Regions from separate parts of the Homo sapiens genome. Here region 1 is linked to region 2. Evidence: read pairs that join two places in POLR2A ChIA-PET (ENCODE). Cell type or tissue: Panc1. All regions are shown on one strand. Links, peaks and the distances in the headings refer to the core of each region. The heading gives the core; the rest is flanking DNA. Region 1 holds the start of TMOD4 (tropomodulin 4). Region 2 overlaps POGZ (pogo transposable element derived with ZNF domain).

The links. Peaks named below come from ENCODE experiments on the same cell type or tissue, not always from the same donor. Only the 100,000 strongest peaks of a DNase experiment are listed, where the experiment ranks them.
Region 1: POLR2A ChIA-PET joins it to region 2 with 15 read pairs; 5 of 35 experiments call an interaction of 5 or more read pairs at or near these places.

What each region holds. Positions count from the first base shown.
Region 1 is chr1:151,171,323-151,182,333 of GRCh38, forward strand. It overlaps TMOD4 (tropomodulin 4), which reads right to left and starts at 4,659. Exons shown (of 10, transcript NM_013353.3): 1 at 4,602-4,659; 2 at 3,431-3,595; 3 at 3,069-3,225; 4 at 2,177-2,293; 5 at 946-1,035; 6 at 311-441; 7 at 111-218. The coding sequence starts at 3,553. VPS72 (vacuolar protein sorting 72 homolog) reads right to left here. Exons shown (of 6, transcript NM_005997.3): 5 at 6,679-6,823; 6 at 4,982-5,709. The coding sequence ends at 5,322. In Panc1, for the core only: a CTCF peak has its summit at 4,796; no DNase peak of the experiment used is centred there.
Region 2 is chr1:151,409,038-151,420,374 of GRCh38, forward strand. POGZ (pogo transposable element derived with ZNF domain) reads right to left here. Exons shown (of 19, transcript NM_015100.4): 11 at 3,259-3,359; 12 at 2,588-2,734. Among named protein-coding and RNA genes, the nearest start is that of PSMB4, 15 kb to the left of the region's middle. In Panc1, for the core only: no CTCF peak of the experiment used is centred there; no DNase peak of the experiment used is centred there.

The sequences.
Region 1 (11,011 bases), core at 1-8,000, 240 kb before region 2:
CTAAGAAGGCATGATGAGAATAGCACTCCCTAGCAAAACCCTTTATGACAGCCATGCAACAGGTGCATGTAAGATGTGGGGAGAGGGCTGGGGATGTCAACTAGCCTTACATTGGCAATGGGGTCACCACTCCTCGTGGCTACCAGACTGAAGCTCCGCACATAGGTATTTGCCTTCATTGCCTCACACAGCTCACTTAGCATGGGTATTGGGATGTCCTATCGGAGGGGAATAGGAGATGGTGGGCTAAGGGACTCTCGGATGTCAGTGGTTATCCGGTGTTATGGTTTGGAGGATGCAAGTCAAATACCTGTATATTATTCAAGTTCACCTCCTCCAGCTCCTTGTCATTGCTTCGGACCCTCTTTAGTATCTCCTCAATGTTTGTGGGATTTGGGGGTTCATCCGGCACTGGCTTATACTTGTCAGGCTGTACCACACCTGGTGAATGAGGGCAGGAAGGGAACCCCAACATGTTCCCCATAATCTCCTCCCCATTGGTTTTCTTTTCTTTTCTTTTTTTTTTTTTTTGAGATGGAGTCTCGCTCTATCCACCTAGGCTGGAATGCAGTGGCACAATCTCAACTCACAGCAGCCTTGACCTCCCGGGTTCAAGAAATTCTTGTGCCTCTGCTTCCCAAGTATAATATCTGGGATTACAGGCATGCAACCAGCTAATTTTTGTAGTTTTAGTAGAGACAAGGTTTCACTATGTTGGCCAGGCTGGTCTTGAACTCCTGACCTCAGGTGATCCACCTGCCTCGGCCTCCCTAAATGCTGGGATTACAGGCATGAGCCACCTCACCTGGCACTCCACAGGTTTTCTTATCACTCATGCAGCATGTCCTCTCCCAGAATCATCAATTTCACCCTTTTCTACCTTCTCCCAGACACTAGGACTGCCTGCCCAGAGCCCTGGGGACCATGCTCCCCAAACACACTCACTGCTAATGCCTTCAGTGTTGCAGATTTCTCCACTGCAGAGGGCATCATAGTATTGCTTGTTACTCATCAGTGTGTACATGTCCAGAATTGCTGGAGAGGGTAAGAAGAGGAGTCACAGGGAATGAGAAGGAACCTGTTCCAAGCCTCCCTCCTACCTATTTCTGAATCTGTTGCATTTGTAAAGCCTGACCACTTACACTTTGCCAAAGAAGTTTCCCACCCTCTTTCAGCCCCAGGGGTCCTTTCCATAAACTTCTTAAGGCAGTAGTTTCTAAAACATTGAGAAAGGGCTAAGGGAAGGTCCCTTATGAGCCACTAGAGGATAAAGGAGTCTGTAGAGACTCTCCTCTTTCAGCCAGAATGGTTCCACTTTTTTTCCCCCCGAGACGGAGTCTCACTCTGTCCCCCAGGCTGGAGTGCAGTGGTGCGATCTTGGCTCACTGCCACCTCCACCTCCCGGGTTCAAGCAATTCTTCTGCCTCAGCCTCCCAAGTAACTGGGATTACAGGTGCATGCTGCCATGCCTGGCTAATTTTTTTTGTTGTTGTTTTTGTTTTTGTTTTTTGTTTTTTGAGACGGAGTCTCGCTCTGTTGCCCAGGCTGGAGTGCAGTGGCACTATCTTGGCTCACTGCAAGCTCGGCCTCCTGGGTTCACACCATTCTCCTGCCTCAGCCTCCCGAGTAGCTGGGACTACAGGCGCCCACCACCACACCCAGCTAATTTTTTGTATTTTTAGTAGTGACGGGGTTTCACCGTGTTAGCCAGGATGTTCTCGATCTCCTGACCTCGTGATCCACCCGCCTCGGCCTCCCAAAGTGTTGGGATTACAGGTGTGAGCCACCGCACCCGGCCAGTTTTTTGTATTTTAGTAGAGACGGGGTTTCACTATGTTGCCCAGGCTGGTCTTGAACTCCCGAGCTCAGGCAATCCTGAGTGCTCCCAAGTGCACTCAGGCCTCCCAAGTGCTGAGGTTACAGGTGTGAGTCATGGTGCCTGGCCCAATGATTCCACTTTTATTTGCTCTTACAATCCCTGTAAAATTGCTCTTGAGGTGTTATTAAATTTAAAAATGAATAAATATATAAACAAACAAGAAAAGCTTGAAACTACTGCTTGACGCTTTCTTAGACATCCACATTCTGGTTGAGGGCCTTCCTCACTAGTCCCATGTCATGGCTAGAATCCACCTGCCCCTGATCCTCTCACCCTCAACTTCCCACAGCTACCCACCTGCAATGTCACACATTTCAGCATCTGTGGCATGTGCCAGTGCCTCCTCCAGCTCAGGCTCCAGGGTGATCTGCTCCTCTGCTGGGATTTCCCTCTTGGGCTGAATATAGGGTTTCCCTGATGGGGAGATGAAGGATGGCTCAGGTAGAGGTAATTTCTCCCAAGATCCTGGCCTCCAGGTTTCCTTCCTCCTCCAGGAGGTAGAATGCTGCGTCACGAAGGGACACTGGAAAGCCTGAGTCCTCTACAAACTCAAGAGTCCTTAGCCCCCTGATCTCTCAAGAACTGAAGAGTGCGGGGCTGGGCGCTGTGGCTCACGCCTGTAATCCCAGCACTTGGGGAGGCCGAGGCGGGTGGATCATGAGGTCAGGAGATCGAGACCATCCTGGCTAACATGGTGAAACCCCATCTCTACTAAAAATACAAAAAATTAGCGGCCGGGCACGGTGGCTCATGCCTGTAATCCCAGCACTTTGGGAGGCTAAGGCGGGCAGATCACGAGGTCAGGAGATCGAGACCATCCTGGCTAACACAGTGAAACCCCATCTCTACTAAAAATACTAAAAAATTAGCCGGGCGTGGTGGTGGGCGCCTGTAGTCCCAGCTACTCGGGGGGCTGAGGCAGGAGAATGGCGTGAACCCGGGAGGTGGAGCTTGCAGTGAGCCGAGACTGCACCACTGCACTCCAGCCTGGGCAACAGAGTGAGACTCCGTCTCAAACAAAAAGAAAAAAAAAAGAACTGAAGAGTGCAAGCTCGCATTTAAGTGTCAGGGCATCTGAGTCCCTAGGCAACTAGGAGCTGGAAGGTGAGAGGGAAACTGGAGTGGGGACGAGTGAGAGACAGCACAGCCACTTGGGTTCTACGAGGCATGGATGTCAGGGTCCCCATACCCTTCTTCTCGCCTGTGAAGGGCACCAAGTCATCACGCTCTTTGACTTCTAGTGCCTGTTGCTCCAAGTACTGCAAAAGGGCCTCTCGGTCCAGTGGCCCCGTTGGGCTCTTCTTTGTCTGGTCACGTTGTCTTAGTCCAGCTGGCAGGAGCATGTTCTTAGGGATGAGTTTTGGGGAGCAAGTCAGACCTCCCCTCTGACCTAGGTACTGCTAGGGCTCCCTAAAACATCACCGGACACCTTTCCCCTGGCCTTCTTAGGACCCTAGGTCCTGTAGCAAACCCTATTCTCAGCCACCCAGAGCCCAACACCCTTCCCAAATGCCTGGGACTGCCTCTGGTTCCCTGTGCTGGAGCCCCTACCTCAGGATCCATCTCCTGTAGTTCGCAGTCCAGCTGCTCTAGCTCCTCGGGGCTCAAGGTCCTTAGGATCTCATCTTCATCTATGTCTCTGTATTTCTCCAGTTCCTTCTGATATGATGACATGGTGGCCCCCACCCCCTCCCCACTGTGTGGTACTCACAGAGCCTGGGCAACATGGGACAAAAGGATGGACAATGGTAAGATGGACAGGGACACAGCAGGGACACAAAGAGACCAGCCAGGGGGGCAGAACATTGGATTGGATTTCTTGGAGATTAGAAGTCTAGTTGAGGATGGGAAGTGGGGAAGATTAGGTTGTTTAGAGTTAGAACTAGAGTCTCCTTTCTGCTTCCCCAGCTTCCAGCCACTCTGGATGGGGATCCCAGACATCTAAGCTGGGTTTGTCTTCCCACGGTATGACAGAGAAATCCTGGCAGCACCCCTCCCCTATAACCTCACTTGTCAGTGCCTTCGCCCTAACACAGCTGCTGGAAGCCCTGCCAACACAGCTGGTCCTATGCCCAGTTCCTATTGAAAGGGGATGAGGGGTGGGGGAATAGAGAGCTTCAGGGAAATTCCTCCTCTCCTCCTCATAATCCAGGCTTTTTCCTAAACCGGATAAAAAAACCAAGGACAATGAGGTGTAAGGGGAAGAGAGAGTCTCTTACCCCATCCTCATTTCCCTTTTATTGTGGGGGATCAAGATTTCACTTTCTGTGTTTGCTAAAATTTGAAGTCTTAAGGGAAAGCAAGGGCTCGGAGCAGTTGGGGGACTTCCAGGTTGGGGGAAGGGTAGTAAGGCCTCTGTGAGTCCCCATAATCTGTCCCTTGCTTTGGACAGGAAGGTGACACCAGACCAATGGGTGTAAATAGGGTAAAGTTTCTTTAAAAACAGTGGGAATATTAAACTCGCACAATTTTGTACAATATAAGATACGCATAAGGAGCTATGCATACACACCATGCTGAATATGAAAGATCCAGAAAGTATGTGAGACACATCGACAATGTAAACTATACACAGTTAAGGGGTAGGACGGCACAGTGGCAGAAATATACACTGAGTGACAGAGACAGGGACACACTCCACATCATTCCCCATAGGAGCCACTCTTCTCCTCCCATCTCCCACCGGGCTCTCATCCATAAGCCCCCTGTCTTCCCCACCTACCAGTCCTGGTGGTCACCTCCCTTCTCACCTCCCCTGTGTCAGTAGGTCTGTCTGTTCTACTAGAGCACTGTCCCAGCAGCAGGAGGAGCCCGGTGCCGGGGGAGAGGGTGGGGGAACAGTGAGCTCAGCATTTTATTATTTTAGCTCTGGCCAGGTGGGGGGTAGTGGGAGATCACATATACACAGCCCCCATACCCTGCCCAGCCCTGAGAGCCTCTAGTGGTCATTAACAGCCATGGCATCTCTTCCACTTCCCTTCATACAAGCCCCAGTCTGAGACATATGAGTTCGACTAGAATCAGCCAGTTCCTCCTTATTTGGTGCCTGCTGTATTCAAAACAGTGAGTGTAAAGTGATAGGAAGGTCAATACAAGGATGTGTTTTGGTGTGCAATTTTCAGATGTTTATAATTTAGTTGGAGGAATGAATACAATTTAGAAAGGACAGCTCATAATAAATGCTATCGAATAAAGACCCAAATATATGCAGGTATTCAAATACTTCTTGCTCCCAACCCTAGACTGGACACCAGACAAAAGGGATCTTTCTATTTTATTAGATTAAAAAACACAACGAAACCTGTAAGAACTAGGGGAAAAGGAAAAAGAAACAGATTAGGCAAAGATCAGAGATGACAAAGGGGAGAAGCAGGGAGAAGAAACGGAACAGCAAGAGCCCCAATCAGGGCAGGAAAGAAGTTTCTGAGGACTAGACATCTCTTCATTTAATGACAATTTTCTGGCGCAAGGCTCGGGGCCCAGAGCCAGGGAGGGGCTCAGGAGGTGGCGGGCCGGGGCCCAGGGCTGAGGCAGTGGGCGGCAGTCCATGGGCAGTAATGTACTTCTTGTAAGCCTCACGAATGATCTTGAAGGCTCGAGCAGTGGCATAGGGTATGTCTGTAACAGGGTCCCGGTATAGGGCTGGACGATGGGTCACTGGACAGACCTCACGAACAGGGACTTTTGGGGGCCGCCCTTGGGGGAACCATTCCTCGAAAGTTGCATCATCACTAAAAGTGATGAAGGTACGTGAGCAGCGAGCAGGGGGGTTGACGGGTCCAGTCCCAGCATGAGGAGTCAATGCAGACACCGAGGGAGCAGGATCAAGTCTGAGGACAAAAGACAAGGAAAAACACAAAGAGCTGAGGAGAGAAGACAACAGATACAGAAAGAAGGAAATCAGGCTGGGTGCAGTGGCTCACACCTGTAATTCCAGCACTTTGGGAGGCTGAGGCAGGCAGATGACGAGGTCAGGAGTTCGAGACCAGCCTGACTAACAAGGTGAAACCCTGTCTCTACTAAAAATACAAAAATTAGCCGGGCGTGGTGGCGGATGCCTGTAATCACAGCTACTCAGGAGGTTGAGGCAGGAGAATCACTTGAAGCCAGGAGGCGGAGGTTGCATGGAACCAAGATCGTGCCATTACACTCCAGCCTGGGTGACAGAGCAGCGAGACTCCATCTCAAAAAAAAAAAAAAAAGAAAAGAAAGAAAGAAGGAAATCAGAGAGATGAGGAAAGAGAAAAAGGAGGCAGGGTGTTGGGAACATTCTGAGGAACGTACTAAGTGACTGATGGGAAAAGAAAGCTAGGCTAGAAGGAAAAACAGGAAAGAGAAGAACAGAGAAGCTAAAAGAAAAAGGAATAAGAAAGAAATAAGCTGGGCTGGGCGCGGTGGCTCACACCTGTAATCCCAGTATTTTAGGAAGATGAAGCGGGACGATTACTTTAACCCAGGAGTCTGGGCAACACAGCGAAACCGTCTCTACAAAAAATACAAAAATTAGCATGTGTGGCTGTACTCCCAGCTACTTGGGAGGCTAAGGTGGGAGGATCGCCTGAGCACAGGAGGTGGAGGTTGCAGTGAGCCGAGACTGCACCACTGCATTCCAGCCTAGGTGACAGAGCAGCATCATGTCTCAAAAAAAAAAAAAGAAAAAGAAATTGAGCTGAAGGGAGTTAGGAATCTGAAAGAAATCTCCAAGTGTTAAGGAGAGCTGTGTGAGAAAAGCAAGCAAAATGGGGCCAAGAGAACATGAGCTGAACACACAATCTCTTTTCCTCTTGAGATTCACTCACCCTTCTATGTCAACGTTCTCTTCCTTGGGGCCTGGCTCCCCAACAAGTGGCACTGTCACTGAATGATAGGTGATTATGGGCCCGGGGCACTTCCGCTTCTTATGAACCTGCTTCTTTTTATCAGCCTCGAGCCGCTCATATGTCTCTTTAGGGTCAAAGGAAGAAATGAGGGGATGATCAGAATGTCCCTTTTTCCCATATCCCAGTACTGTCCCACGATCTCTCAATTATCTTCCTGGCTATCTAGTCACTGCCAACTACCAGAGACAACTATGGAAGTCCCCTAAGGCCGTCTGGCACCTCCCATTTTGTAAGTTTTCTGCTTATAAGTTTTTTCTTGACATCCTCTCTGCTCATTTCTCAAGTACACCTGGGCCCTCTATAGTACCTCAGAGTTGGAAGGTACCCTTTGATGAGGAGCTTATTTGCTTTCCCAGATACCAAAATCTCCTCTACAAATGCCCTGTCAATTCACTCCTACAGCTGGGTGTGCTGGCACACGCCTGTAATCCCAGCTACTTGGGAAGCTGAGGTGGAAGGATCGCTTGAGCCAGGGAGGTGGAGGTTGCAGTGAGCTGAGATGGCACCACATTGCACTCCAGCCTAGGCAGCAGAGTGAGATCATATCTCCAAAAAAAAAATTAGTAAGGTAGGAAATTATATTTAAATATAGAGATTTCTGGTCGCTCTTAAACAACAAGAAAATCTCGCAACCCTGGGTCTGCATTCTTACAGGGGAACAATTAGCTGAGCTGAGTAACTGTTCCTCCTTTCAGGCACTCCTCTCCAGTTCACCACCATCCCTCTGGCTGGCTGCACACTTCATGTTACCTGCCTGGTCTCCGTGATACTGCTCCATGGCGATGCACTATTGGTATATATGTCTCCTCCTTAAGGGCAGTGACTATAACTCATATTGCCTAAATATTATCAGGGTGATACAGCATTTTCCACATTACAGGCACTCATTAAATATTTGTTAATGAATAAATGAATCAAGGCTGGGCACAGTGGCTCATGCCTGTAATCCCAGCACTTTGGGAGGCCGAGGTGGGTGGATCACCTAAGGAAAGGAGTTCAAGACCAGCCTGACCAACATGGTGAAACCCCGTCTCTACTAAAAATACAAAAACTATCCGGGCGTGGTAGCACATGACTATAATCCCAGCTACTTGGGAGGCTGAGACAGAAGAATTGCTTGAACCTGGGAGGCAGAGGTTGAAGTGAGATTGCATTATTGCACTCCAACGCGGGCAATAAGAGCGAAACTCTGTCTCAAAAAAATAAATAATTTTAAAAATTTAAAAAAAAGGGCTGGGCTTTTTTTGGTGGCTCACACCTGTAACCCCAGCACTTTGGGAGGCCAAGGTGTGCGGATCATGAGGTCAGGAGATCAAGACCATCTTGGCCAACATAGAGAAACCCTGTCTCTACTAAAAATACAAAAAATTAGCTGGACGTGGTGGTGAGCACCTGTAGTCCCAGCTACTCGGGAGGCTGGGGCAGGAGAATGGCGTGAACCCAGGAGGCAGAGCTTGCAGTGAGCTGAGATCGCGCCACTGCACTCCAGCCTGGGCAAAAGAGTGAGACTCCGTCTCAAAAAAAAGAATCACCATGCACGGTGGCTCACGCCTGTAATCCCAGCACTTTGGGAGGCTGAGGTGGGCAGAGCACCTGAGGTCGGGAGTTTGAGACCAGCCTGACCAACTTGGAGAAACCCCGTCTCTACTAAAAATACCAAATGAGCCAGATGTGGTGGTGTATGCCTATAATCCCAGCTACCGGGAGGCTGAGGCAGGAGAATTGCTTGAACCTGGGAGGCGGAGGTTGCGGTGCGCCAAGATCATACCATCGCACTGTAGCCTGGGAAACAAGAGTGAAACTCCATCTCCAAAGACAAAACAAACATACGAAAAAAAATGAATCAAAATATTCCTCGTCCCCTTCCTCTGAATGAACTCCAGATTTCTGTGTCCTTAAATATGGTTATGATGAACACAATTCCCTAAAGTCTGACCATAAAAGAGTACTCTGGAGGCCAGGTGCGGTGGCTCATGCCTGTAATTACAGCACTTTGGGAGGCCTAGGCGGGTGGATCACCTGAGGTCAGGAGTTTGAGACAGACCTGGTCAACATGGTGAGACCCTGTCTCTACTAATAATACAAAAATTAGCTGGGCGTGGTGGCTTGCACCTGTAATCTCAGCTACTCGGGAGGCTGAGGCAGGACAATCACTTGAACCTGGGAGGCGGAGGTTGCAGTGAGCTGAGATTGTGCCATCGCACTCCAGCCTGGGTGACAGAGCAAGACTCCGTCTCAAAAAAAAAAAAAGAGTACTCTGGAAACCCTTCCAATGATTGAACCTCTCTTGCACTTGAACTGTTTGATAATACTGCTTTCTCTCCTTTGAGCCAGTCTTCCAACGCCTCAACCCCTTTACTTTCTTTTTCTTTTTTGAGACAGAGTCTTGCTCTGTCGCCAGGTTGGAGTACAGTGGCACAATCTCGGCTCCCTGCAACCTCCCCCTCCCAGGTTCAAGCAATTCTCCTGCCTCAGCCTCCTGAGTAGCAGGGACTATAGGCACGTGCCACCATGCCCAGCTAATATTTGTATTTTTAGTAGAGACGGGGTTTCACCATGTTGACCAGGATGGTCTGGAACTCCTGACCTCGTGATCCGCCCACCTCAGCCTCCCAAAGTGCTGGGATTACAGGCGTGAGCCACCACGCCTGGCCCAACCCCTCTACTTTCAAACACTTGCCTACACCCTCTGGAACTCGTGCTCTGTAATCTGCCAACTCATCTATATCCTCAAGCTCCTCACTCAGCATTCCTTCCATGACTTGCCTTAACAGAAACCTGGTCATTCACTGAGGCCACCACTCCTCTCTGCAGACCTCTGGTGGAGGTTGCTCATTCTCTTACATCCCTACAGGATATACCTATGTCCTACTGGGCCCCACCCTGTAGCTTTCAGAGCACTGCTTTTCTGCCTACCAGCAAACTCCCTTCTCTTTTGAGACCTGTGCCAAGAGTCTAGATTAACTTCTCTCCTTCCTAGTCATGGTCACTCCTTCATTCACTGAAGACTTTGGCAGTGGTTTCCACTCTTCGTCTCTACCCCAATTCCCATCATCTTAGGGTCACCCTGGTGACTTCGAAGTGCACATGGGTAGCCCCTTCAACACTGCATGGCCACAGTTTATCACCTCATCTCTAACAACCTTCTTTTCCATGTCACTTTACTTTTTTTTTTTTTTTGAGTCTCACTCTGTTGCCCAGGCTGGAGTGTAGCGACACGATCTCCACTCACTGCAACCTCCGCCTCCCGGGTTCAAGTGATTCTCCTCAGTGATTCTCAGCCCCCCGAGTAGCCAGGACTACAGGCACGCACCACCATGCCTGGCTAATTTTTTGTATGTTTAGTAGAGACGGGGTTTCACCATGTTGGCCAGGCTGGTCTCGAACTCCTTACCTTGTGATCCGCCTGCCTCGGCCTCCCAAAGTGCTGGGATTACAGATGTGAGCCACCGCGCCCAGTCACATTTTCCTTTTTAAATCATGCTTAGGTTGCTCACTGTATCATTTCAATCACTTCAGTCACTCTCCTGTCAATAATTCCCTTGCCCTGATCTGGACTGCTGAGTGCTACTGGAGAAAAATAACAGCACAGACTGGAACCACCATAAATTCATGGTCCTAGCCTTCAGCAGGTCCCTCAATACTGCTCAATATCCCACATCAATAACTATTTAAATGCTCCTCAGTCTCCTCAAGCTTCCAGCTGTATCCTTAATGTTTGACAGATGGTGCTGCATAATGAAAAAGACATCAGGTGAGAACCTCCGCCATGCCCTCCCTCTGGATTACAAACCTACAACTGTAAGCCACATTTTTAAACAGAGACAGGGTCTCACTATGTTGCCCAGGCTGGTCTTGAACTCCTGGGCTCAAGCGATCCTCCTTCCTTGGCCTCCCAAAGTGCTGGGATTACAGGCATGAGCCACTGCACTCAGCTAAGCCACACTTTCTTTCTTTTTTTTTGAGACAGAGTTTCACTCTTGTTACCCAGGCTGGAGTGCAATGGCACGATCTCGGCTCACCGCAACCCCCGCCTCCCGGGTTCAAGTGATTCTCCTGCCTCAGCCTCCCAAGTAGCTGGGATTACAGGCATGTGCCACCACACTCAGCTAATATTTTGTATTTTTAGTAGAGACAGGGTTTCTCCATGTTGGTCAGGCTGGTCTCGAACTCCTGACCTCAGATGATCCACCCGCCGCAGCCTTCCAAAGTGCTGGGATTACAGGTGTGAGCCACGGCGCCCGGCCACCAC
Region 2 (11,337 bases), core at 40-8,039:
TTCTAGTCCAGGATGACTAAGTTCTCAAATCATCCTTTCCTGACTTGTTTTAACAATTTGAATGAGTGATGTAACCTTTATTTGTATTATATCTTTACACTGCTGACAACTGGACATTCTTCTGGACATTCTTCATTCTTCTTTTTTTAAAAAAGGACAATGTACATAGTAAACTAAAGTCATACTTTTTTTTCTATACTCTTCCAACTTTGCTTTCAACTCCAACACTCAGTCCCCTTCCATACAAACAACTTATTACCAGTTTCCTGAGTATGCTTTCGTGGGCAGTCTACACATATAACTGTATCACAAATACATTCATATCCAATCATTACCTGCCTCGCCCCCTTTTTTTGAGACAGGGTCTCTCTCTGTAGCCCAGGCTGGAGTGCAGTGGCATGTTCATAGCTCACTGCACGTCCCAAGTAGCTGGGACTACAGGCACGTGCCACCACGCCCGGCTACTTTTTGTATTTTTTTGTAGAGACGGGGTGTCACCATGTTGCCCAGGCTGGTCTTCAACTCCTGGGTTCAAGTGATCTACCTGCCTTGGCCTCCCAAAGTGTTGGGATTACAGGCGTGCATCACTGTGCCTGGCCCTTACTTTTTTCCCTTTCCTTTTTGTAGAGATGTTGTCTCACCATGTTGCCCAGGCTGGACTCCACCTCCTGGGCTCAAGTGATCCTCCCACCTCAGCCCTCTTCTTTTTCTCCTTTTAACACAAATGATAGCACTTGTCTATACCTTGCTGTTTTCTCACTTAACACATCAGTATATACAGATATGTCTCCTGGTGAGACCACTTTGAGGATTCAGTCTGCCTAGTATTGAAGTCCTTCAAAAATAGAACCCATGTCTATGATTTTCTTTAGTAGGATAACAAAGCTCTGTAAGCTTAGGCTAAGAGACAATTTCCATGCCCCTATTTGGAAATACAGTTGTGGTAGACAATCAGCAGTCACTACTGTGCAAAGGAGACTATGAGTGTAATAGGGTACATATGTTTGTGTGCATATGTATGTGACTATTAAGCACACATGCACTCATCTTATTCTCCATTTTGAATCCTCTCTTATATACTATATACCTTTCACTCTCCTCTAGTGGCTCTCTTCTTGTAGTATTTTAAAACGAAGTCATAGCTTTTCATCTTATAAGGAAAATAAAAGCAATAAAAAACTCTTCTTTGCCACTTCTTCCTCTGGATTTACCTACCCTGGGTCCTCCCTTTTTATAAATAAACTTCTTTAAATACATCGTCTTCATTTCCTTACCTCTCATTCATTTGTTCTGCTGAAATGTGACTTCCACCCTACCAACCAACAAAATGGCTCTCATCAATGTTGCTAAATTAAAGGCCTGTTTCTAAGTCTCTATGTTGCTTGACACCTTCCTGTAACATATGACATTTTGATCACACCCTTTTCTTTAAAACACTTTCTTCTCCCCAGTTTCCTTAAGGTTAAGACTCTTCTGGTTTTCCTCCTAGTACTATGGTGGTTGCTTTATAGATAAGGGACTTCAAATATCCTAAGCCTTCTCTTATTCTCAACAGGGTTGGGGGGCCCATGGTATTTAAGTTTAAAATCTATAGGATTTATATAACGCTGATTCCTAAATCTTTTCTACAACCCAGAGTTCTCTCACAGGCTTGAGATCTATTATCCAACAGCTACACTTGACATCCACAGATACTGCTAACTTACAATATCCAAGCTCATGATCTCCCCCCTCACAAATATACTTTCTCTATTGTTTCTATTTCAGCAAATAGTTCCCTCATTCACCCAACTGCCCAAGACAGAATCTTAGGCACTATTCTTAACTACTGCATTGCTACCTTCACCTAATCCATCTCTACATCATAAATATCACAAATCTTCTGAATATCTCTCAACTCTACCCTCTTTTTATTTCAAAAGCCAATAGCCACTATCATCTCTCACCTAAACTACTGAAAAAGGCCTTCTAGCTAGTTTCCCTAACTGTAGTCTCAATCTCCTTTAATCCATTCTCTGCAGTGCAGGCAGTATAAAGCCTTAACTAAAGCTGAACACATCACTCCAGGGCTTAAAACCCCTTTAGTGGCTTCCCAGTGAATTCTTTTCATGGCTTAAAAGATCCTCCATGATCTGTCCCTGCCTAACTTCCAACCCCTCTGTCTCTTACACCCTACACTGAATCTCTCTCAATTTCTTGAACCTCCACAATTTTGCTTTGTGCCTTGGGCACACTGTTCTTCGTCTTATTTCATCTGGCTCATTCTTATTCATCCCTCAGGTATTGAACAACACTTCTTTCTGGAAGCCTTACTAGGCACCCAGAATAGCTATGTGATTTTCTATATCCTATAATTTCCCCAACACAGTACTCTTCATGTTTTATTGTATTGTTTGCCTTGTTTACTACTAAATCTCTAGCATCTAGACTAGTACATGGCACATTAAGTGAATTCAATAAATTTCTGCAAACATATGCATATTATAATCTCTGCCCAAATTATTTGCCTAGCTCAGCCCTGGCCCCAGCATCCATGTTTAAAAAAAAAAAAAACAAGAGAATATGGGAATTGCTTGGTGCCTAGTACCTGGTGCCTCATGTAATGCTGTTGGAATGCATTGCCATTTTTGAAGACCTTCAGGCAATAAGGGCAGAGCAGATGCCGGGTATCCTCATGGATCATCCGAAAATGGACATCTACCTCAGAGTAGAGTGAGGAGCGATATTGACACACCTGAGTCACATAGGAGGGAAAATAAGGCTAAGAATGAAGTGAACAACTGAGAGGCCTTAAAAAAAAAGGTAGCAACAAAAATTTTTAAATTAAAAAAAAAAAGTTTTCTCAAATGCATAGAAATCAAATTATTTTCCTGACTTTGTAATGCTGGGCTATGTTTGTGATAGGTTTAGCTATTACTTTAAAAATAGGAAGGGACAGAAAGTCTAAGAATAATCCATGTTCTCTAACTAAGAAAAATAAAGCCTTTTCTGTCAATTTCCAAAGGGCACGTTCAGGAGACAGACACTCCCTTAGAATATGCACATGTTCCCGGCTAGTCTACTTGTGGACATGTTCTTTTATGTTTTTCTCCTGCATGGAAACCCTGAAGATAAACTGTGTTTACTATTTCTTCTGTACCTACTCAGAGTTCCTAAACTGAGTGTATGCAGTAGGTGGTCAACAATATTCATTAGTAAATTCTTTGTATTCTTCCTGAGGGCAAAACTGCTAAAACTCCCTGGAGAAAAAGGCAATACCTGGCAAACATAAGGCATCTCTCCAGGCTTATGAGTATCCTTCATATGCTGGAGAAATAGTGGCTCACTTTCAAACGCCCATTCACAGATCTTGCACTTGGCTGTAAGAAGAAAAGTAATCAATAAATCCACTTGAAAATAAGACAAAAGTCCTGCTGACTCACAATCTTTATTTTCTCTGCCTCCTTTATTTTGATTTTCAACAATCAGTAAATCATAGGTCCCTTCTGTTCTTTCTTTAAATGGCTCCACCTTAACATATATGTTGCTGATAATCTTATGTACGTAGCTCAGACTTCTTACCAAAGCTTCATTCTAGATTTTATCTATAAGACATTTTAAATTGGTTATTCTATCGTCAACTCTAACCTAATTCAGCATCCTCCTGTCTTACCACTGTTTCCCTTTTTCCTTTCCCCATTTCTTCCTGAGCTCAAAATTTAGGCACTATCTCGGATTCCAAACCCTGCATTCTGTCACCATTATTTCAAACTGCATGTAGGAACTGTCACTTCTCTATACTTATAATAAGGCAAAAACTTGGTACTAGCCCATATGATTTCCCACTGCTAATCAGCTGGCCTCCAATACCTCCTACTCTCTTTGAAATTGTCCATTTTGTCAAGCTTATGAGAAAAAATTTTGACAAAATTTTATGACACAAATGAACAATTTTGTCAAACTTCTGAGACAATTTTTGGTAATTTCATGTTGGCCAGGTTGGTCTCGAACTCCTGACCTCAGGTGATCTACCTGTCCCAGCCTCCCAAAGTGCTGGGATTATAGGTGTGAGCCACCGTGCCTGGGCTTTTTTTTTTTTTTTTTTTTTTAAGAGACAGAATCTCACTGTTGCTCAGGCTGGAGCATGATCATAGCTCACCGCAGCCTCCTGAGTAGCTAGGACTATCCTTTGAGCTCAAGCGAGCCTCCTGTTTCAGCCTCCCAAGTAGCTAGGACTACAGTGGTGCACCACCATGCCCAAGTAATTAAAAAAAATTTTTTTTTGTAGGGACAGGGTCTCGCCATGTTGCCCAGGCTGGTCGGAAACTCCTGGCCTCAAGCAATCCTTTTGTCAATCCACTTCAGTCTCCCAAAGTGCTAGAATTACAGGTGTGAGCCAGTGCACCGGCCAATTTTGGTAAGACTTTTAACTGCTACATATTTTTAATTATACAGTATGGCAAAAAGAGAGAGATTATTTACATTTTTGTCACTTTAATGGAATTAGTTTCAAGTTTTTGCAAATATGAAAACTGGAAGCTTAAAGCCTTGGGCATTTACTGGACAATGTCTAACCTCCCCCCGCCCCCAGCCCCCTACACCCCAGCCAAAGAAATATGAATAAAGTTGAAATAATTCTTTTTTCTTTTTTTAACTACCGAGAACCCTGGATTTTTGTTTTGAGACAGAGTCTCGTTCTGTCTCGCACGCTAGAGCGCAGTGGCTCAATCATGGCTCACTGCAACCCTGACCTCCCAAGCTCAAGCAATCCTCCCATCTCAGCCTCCCAAAGTACCAGAATTACAGGTATGAGCCACTGTGCCTAGCCAAGTAATTTTTTAAAGTAAAACAAACAAACAAAAGCCAGGGGTTCTTAATCTGGGGTCTATGGAACAGGCCTCTAGGAATCCAGGCTTTCTCTGAAATTATTTGCAAAAGAGTAAAATGTAGATTTTTCTAGGAAGAGGATTCAAACATTTCATATTTATTCTCAAAGAGGTCTGCAACTCCATTTAGAAACACTGTCTACAGGTACATTAGGTGCTATGAGGACATGGATAAATAAGAAATTCTGCATAAAGGAATGAGGAAAAGCTATAACAACATATAAAAGCTGAATTGTCAAAGAATGGGGCTCAGCCAGCCAGAGAGAGGACCAAGAGAAAAGCAGGAGGAAAGGCAAGTAGGTATGAAAGTTAACCACATGTTTGGGAAACAGTTAACTAGCAACATAACGATATTATCTCTTTTCCACTCACCCCCCGATTTGTTTACCTCTCTCATTTTTCTCTTCTAGAACACCTTTAAGCAATATTTTGTCCAGGCCTTTCTTAGTCTATGTTTTCCCTGGGCAATCTCATTCACTCTTTCTCCTATAACCTATTTATCAGCTCTATTTTCACAGCTGTCATGCAACATCAATAATAAAAACACTTATTAAGCAATTTCTAATGTACAAGCATCAGGTTAAGATTTACATGTGTTGGCTGGGCACGGTGGCTCATGCCTGTAATCCCAACACTTTGGGAGGCCAAGGCAGGCGGATCACCTGAGGTTGGGAGTTCAAGACAAGCCTGACCAACATGGAGAAACCCTGTCTCTACTAAAAATACAAAATCAGCCGGGCACAGTAATGCATGTCTGTAGTCCCAGCTACTTGGGAGGCTGAGGCAAGAGAATCGCTTGAAGCTGGGAGGCAGAGGCTGCGGTGAGCCAAGATGGCGCCACTACACTCCAGCCTGGGCAACAAGAGCGAAACTCCCTCAAAAAAAAGAAAAAAAAGATTTACATTGTGTTATCTCAAGAAAACTAGTGAGGTAGGAACTCAAATATAAGGGGATTTAAGAGATCTCTGGTAACCTTTGACACATCAGTTCTACAGGGGAAGGAGCTAATACAGAAAAAGATTCAAGAGGGAAAATGAATTGATTCTCCATGGTGGCTGTCCTAACTGTCCCTCTGAGCACCATCACCCTCCTTAACACCTAACACAATCTCCTACTTTGAGGAAATAGGCATGAACAACTGTAACTTCTGCTGCTTGTTTTCCAAATTATGGAAGGATAGATCTCTTGTACCTTCCTAAGGCTCATCCAACCTCATCATGCCATGTATTCCAAGATTTTGTCAATTTGTTTTCCCTGTCTTCAATCTTCCCCAACCCCGACAGGCTCCGACTCCTAAACATGGTTAAGCTCCTTAAAGCATCCTTCTCTCAATCCTATTTCTTCCTCAAACTTTCTCCTTTCCACTAACACAAGATTTTTTGAAAGATTAGAATAACCTACATCTGTTACCTTTAATGAGATGCTCAGGAAGTGGAGGTAACAATGCCAGGAAGAAAAATGTTATAATATTTGAAGAAATGGGCCGGGTGTGGTGGCTCACGCCTGTAATCCCAGCACTTTGGGAGGCCGAGGCCGGTGGATCACGAGTTCAGGAGATCGAGACCATTCTATCCTGGCTAACACGATGAAACCCCGTCTCTACTAAAAATGCAAAAAAATTAGCCGGGCGTGGTGGTGGGTGCCTGTAGTCCCAGCTACTCGGGAGGCTGAGGCAGAAGAATGGCGTGAACCCAGGAGACAGAGCTTGCAGTGAGCCGAGATCGCACCACTGCACTCCAGCCTGGGCAAAAGAGCGAGACTCCGTCTCAAAAAAAAAAAAAAAAAAAAGAATATTTGAAGAAATGTACCTTAAGATAGCCACTATGGAAAACAGGAATAATAACTAACAGTCTTAACCATTTTTTAGTCCCAAATCTCACACTAACAAAAGCTATGCAACCTCTCCCTTGAAAAATGCACACACACAGGCAAAGTTTATATGTAATTTCAAGGGGCTCACAGGACACCTCACCACCAAGCAGGTTAAGATTTCTGTATTAGACATAAATATTAAAAGACTATGAATCAGGGCCGGGTGCACTGGCTCACGCCTGTAATCTCAGAGCTTTGGGAGGCAGAGGCAGGCGGATCATCTGAAGTCAGGAGTTCAAGACCAGCCTGGCCAACATGGCGAAACCCCGCCTCTAATACAAAAATTAGCCGGGTGTGGTGGTGCACGCCTGTAATCCCAGCTACTCGGGAGGCTGAGGCAGAAGAATTGCTTGAACCTGTGACGCGGAGGTTGCAGTGAGCTGAGACTGTGCCACTGCACACACCAGCCTGGGTGACAAGAGTGAAACTCCATCTCAAAAAAAAAAAAAAAAAAAAAAAAAGAAAAAGAAAGAAAAGAAAAAAAAAAAGACTATGAATCAGACAGAGTGCGGTGGCTCACGCCTGTAATCCCAGCACTCTGGGAGGCCAAAGCGGGTGGCTCACTTGAGGCTAGGAGTTAGAGACCAGCCTGGCCAACATGCCTGTAGTCCCAGCTACTTGGAAGGATGAGGCAGGAGAACTGCCTGAACCCAGGAGGCTTAAGTTGCACTGAGCTGTGATTGCGTCACTGCATTCCAGCCTGTGTGACAGGGTGAGATTCTGTCTCAAAAAAGACTAAGAATCAGCATTAGACAAACTTATGAAAAGAACCCTAGGGCCATACAAGCTCCTTCAAGTCACTGCACTGCTCTTAAACAAGTGTGAATAAAAATGTAATACTACTTTTTGGGTTTTTTTTTTTTTTTTGAGATAGGGCCTTACTCTGTCACCCAGGCTGGAGAGCAGTGGTGTGATCATATCTCACTGCTGGCTCGACTTGCTGGGCTCAAACAATCCTCCCACCTCAGCCTCTTGAGCAGCTGGGGCTACAGGCACAAGCCACCACACCTGGCTAATTAAAAAAAAATACAAAAACAGAGAGAGATAAGGTCTCACTATATTCGCCAGGCTGTTCTCAAACTCCTGGGCTCAAGCAATCCTCACGCCTTGGCCTCCCAAAGTGCTAGGATTAGAGGCATGAGTCACCATGCCTTGGCCTGTAATGTTATTAAGATGATACTGTTATCACAATTAAATATAATGATCCACTGATATTCTGGGGACAACTCAGAAAATTTTTAAATAAAGTAGGTATTGAATGTTATTAAGGATTTCTGATTAATTCTGTTAGATCTTTTTTTTTTTTTTGAGACGGAGTCTTGCTCTGTCGCCAGGGTGGAGTGCAATGGTGCGATCTCAGCTCACTGCAACCTTCGCCTCCCGGGTTCAAGTAATTCTCCTGCCTAAGCCTCCCGAATAGCTGGGATTAGAGGCGCGTGCCACCACACACGGCTAACTTTTTGTATTTTAGTAGAGATGGAGTTTCACCATGTTGTCTGGGATGGTCTCGATATCCTGACCTCGTGATCCACCCGCCTCGGCCTCCCAAAGTGCTGGGATTACATGCATGAGGCTCCGCGCCCGGCCCTCTTTTTTTTTTTTTGAGACAGCGTTTCACTCTTGCTGCCCAAGCTGTAGTGCAATGGTGTGATCTCAGCTTACTGCAACCTCCGCCTCCCGGGTTCAAGCAATTCTCCTGCCTCAGCTTCCCAAGCAGCTGGGATTACAAGTGTGCACCACCATGCCCAACTAATTTTTTGTATTTTTAGTACAGACAGGGTTTCACCACGTTGGCCAGGCTGGTCTTGAACTTCTGACCTTAGGTGATCCGTCCGCCTCAGCCTCCCAAAGTGCTGGGAGTACAGGCGTGAGCCACTGCGCCGGCCTATTAGATCTTAACAAAGGTACTGTGGCCACACACACACACACACACACACACACACACACACACACACAAAAGGCCTTATTTTTTAGAGCTACATATTAAAATATTTAGGAGAAAAATATCATGATGTCTACAATTAACAAACAATTCAGAAAATAAAAGGAAAAAAATCCCCCAAAATATTAGCATGTAAAAATAAGCTACTTTTTGAAAAGGTATCTGCACTCCCATGTTTATTGCTGCACAGTTCACAATAGGCAAAATATAGAATCAACCTAAGTGCCCACCAACAGATGAATGAATAAAGAAGATGTGGTGGCTGGGCACAGTGGCTCATGAGGTCAGGAGTTTGAGACCAGCCTGACCAACATGGTAAAACCCCGTCTCCACTAAAAAATACAAAAAAATTAGCCGGGCGTGGTGGCGTGTGCCTGTAATCCCAGCTACTCAGGAGGCTAAGGCAGGAGAATCACTTTAACCCAGGAGGTGGAGGTTGTGGTGAGCCAAGATTGCACTACCGCACCTCAGCCTGAGCGACATAGCAAGACTCCTTCTCAAAAAAAAAAAAGATGTGGTATATATACCCAGTGGAATATTATAGCCACAAAAAAGAATGAAATTCTGTCATGCAGCACATGGTTAGAACTGGAAGTCCCTAAGTGAAGTAAGCCAAGCACAAAAAGACAAATATCACATGTTCCCACTCATATGTGGGAGCTAAAAAAAAAAGTAGATCTCATGGAGAGAGAGTAGAATGGTGGTTACCAGAGGCTGGGAAGAGTAGGGGAGTAGAGAGTTGAAGAGAAGCTGATCAACAGGTACAAATATATGGTTTGAAAGAAGAAATAAGACCTAGTAGATCAGTAGGGTGACTATAGTTTACAATAACCTGTTGTAAATTTTAAAATAGCTAGAAGAGAATAATTTGAATGTTTCTAGCATAAACACATAGAGTGATGAATATTCCAAGTACACTGATTTAATATTTACAGATTATATAAATGTATATTAGATTATCACATGCATCCCTAAACCATGTACACCTATTATGCATCAATTCTTTTTTTTGAAAAAGCTACTTTTGGGCTGGGCACGGTGGCTCATGCCTGTAATCCTAGCACTTTGGGAAGCTAAGGTGGGTGGATCACGAGGTCAGGAGTTTGAGACCAGCCTGGCTAACATGCTGAAACCCCGTCTCTACTAAAAATACAAAAAATTAGCCGGGCATGGTGGTGGGCGCCTGTAATCCCAGCTACTTGGGAAGCTGAGGCAGGAGAATCGCTTGAAACCAGAAGGTGGAGGTTGTAGTGAGCTGAGATTGTGCCACCGTACTCCAGCATGGGTGAAAGAATGAAGCTCTGTCTCAAAAAAAAAAAAAAAAAAAAAAGAAAAAAAGAAAAAAAGTTACTTTCGACCGGGCATGCTGGCTCATGCCTATAATCCCAGCACTTTGGGAGGCCGATGCAGGTATATCATTTAAGGCCAGGAGTTTGAGACCAGCCTGAACGACACGGCGAAACCCCATCTCTACTAAAAATAAACAAACAAAAAAATTAACTGGGCATGGTGGCACATGCATGTAATCCCAGGAACTTGGGAGACTGAGGCACAATAATTGCTTGAACCTAGGAGGTAGAGGTTGCAGAGAGCCAAGACTGCGCCACTGCACTCCAGCCTAGGTGACAGAGCGATTGTCTCCCAAAAAAAAAGCTGAGCACGGTGGCTCACACCAGTAATCACAGCACTTTGAGGCTGAGGTGGGTGGATTGCTCGAGCTCAATAATTTGAGACCAGCCTGGGCAGCATGGCAAAACCCTATCTCTACAAAAAACACCCCCCAAAACAAAAAACCCCCCAAAATTAGCTGGGCATAGTGGCATGTGTCTGTAGTACCAGCTATTCAGGAGGCTGAGTTGGGAGGATCATCTTAGCCTGGGAAGTGGAGATTGCAGTAAGCCAAGATTGTGCCACTGCACTCCAGCTTGGCTAACAGAGTGAGACCCTGTCTCAAAAAAAAAAAAAAAAAAAAAAAAAAACTACTTTCATGCCAGATCTGTCAAGGGTGCAAAAAAGGAAATTACGAAAGACTGCAAGAATAAAATTGATATATGCTAAGGAAAGGTGATTTTGGTAAGCATAAAATCTTGTCATAAGAGACTCAAAAATTAAGTCAGGGAAACCAAGAGAAAAAAGATCAATGAGGGTCTACATTGTTTCTTTTCCATAAGGAAAAACTTATCTTCCCTCTGTGTAATTTTATTATTTGTGGAACTTCGGAATAACAAAACCCACCCCCCATATTACGCGTAAAAATGAGTTAGGTGCCCAGACTGGGCAACACAGCAAGACCCTGTCTCTACCCCCAAGAAAAGGAATAAATTAGCTGGGTGTGGTGGCATATGCCTACAGTCCCAGCTACTCAGGAGGCTGAGGTGGGAGGACTGCTTGAGCCCAGGGGTTCGAGGCTGCAGTGAGCTAAGATTGCGTCACTGCACCCCAGCCTGGGTGGCAGAGCAAGACCCTGTTGTCTCAAAAAACTGGTGTTTTCACTAAGAGGTATGGATGAGTTACTCTGGCTTCACATTACTGACAGTGAAGAATCGTGAGTCCTATTCTAGACCAAGCTGGCTACCCTGGCACTACACTGCAGTGTTACCATTGATTCTTTGTTTTTTGAGACAGAGTCTTGCTCTGTTATCCAAGCTGGAGTGCAGT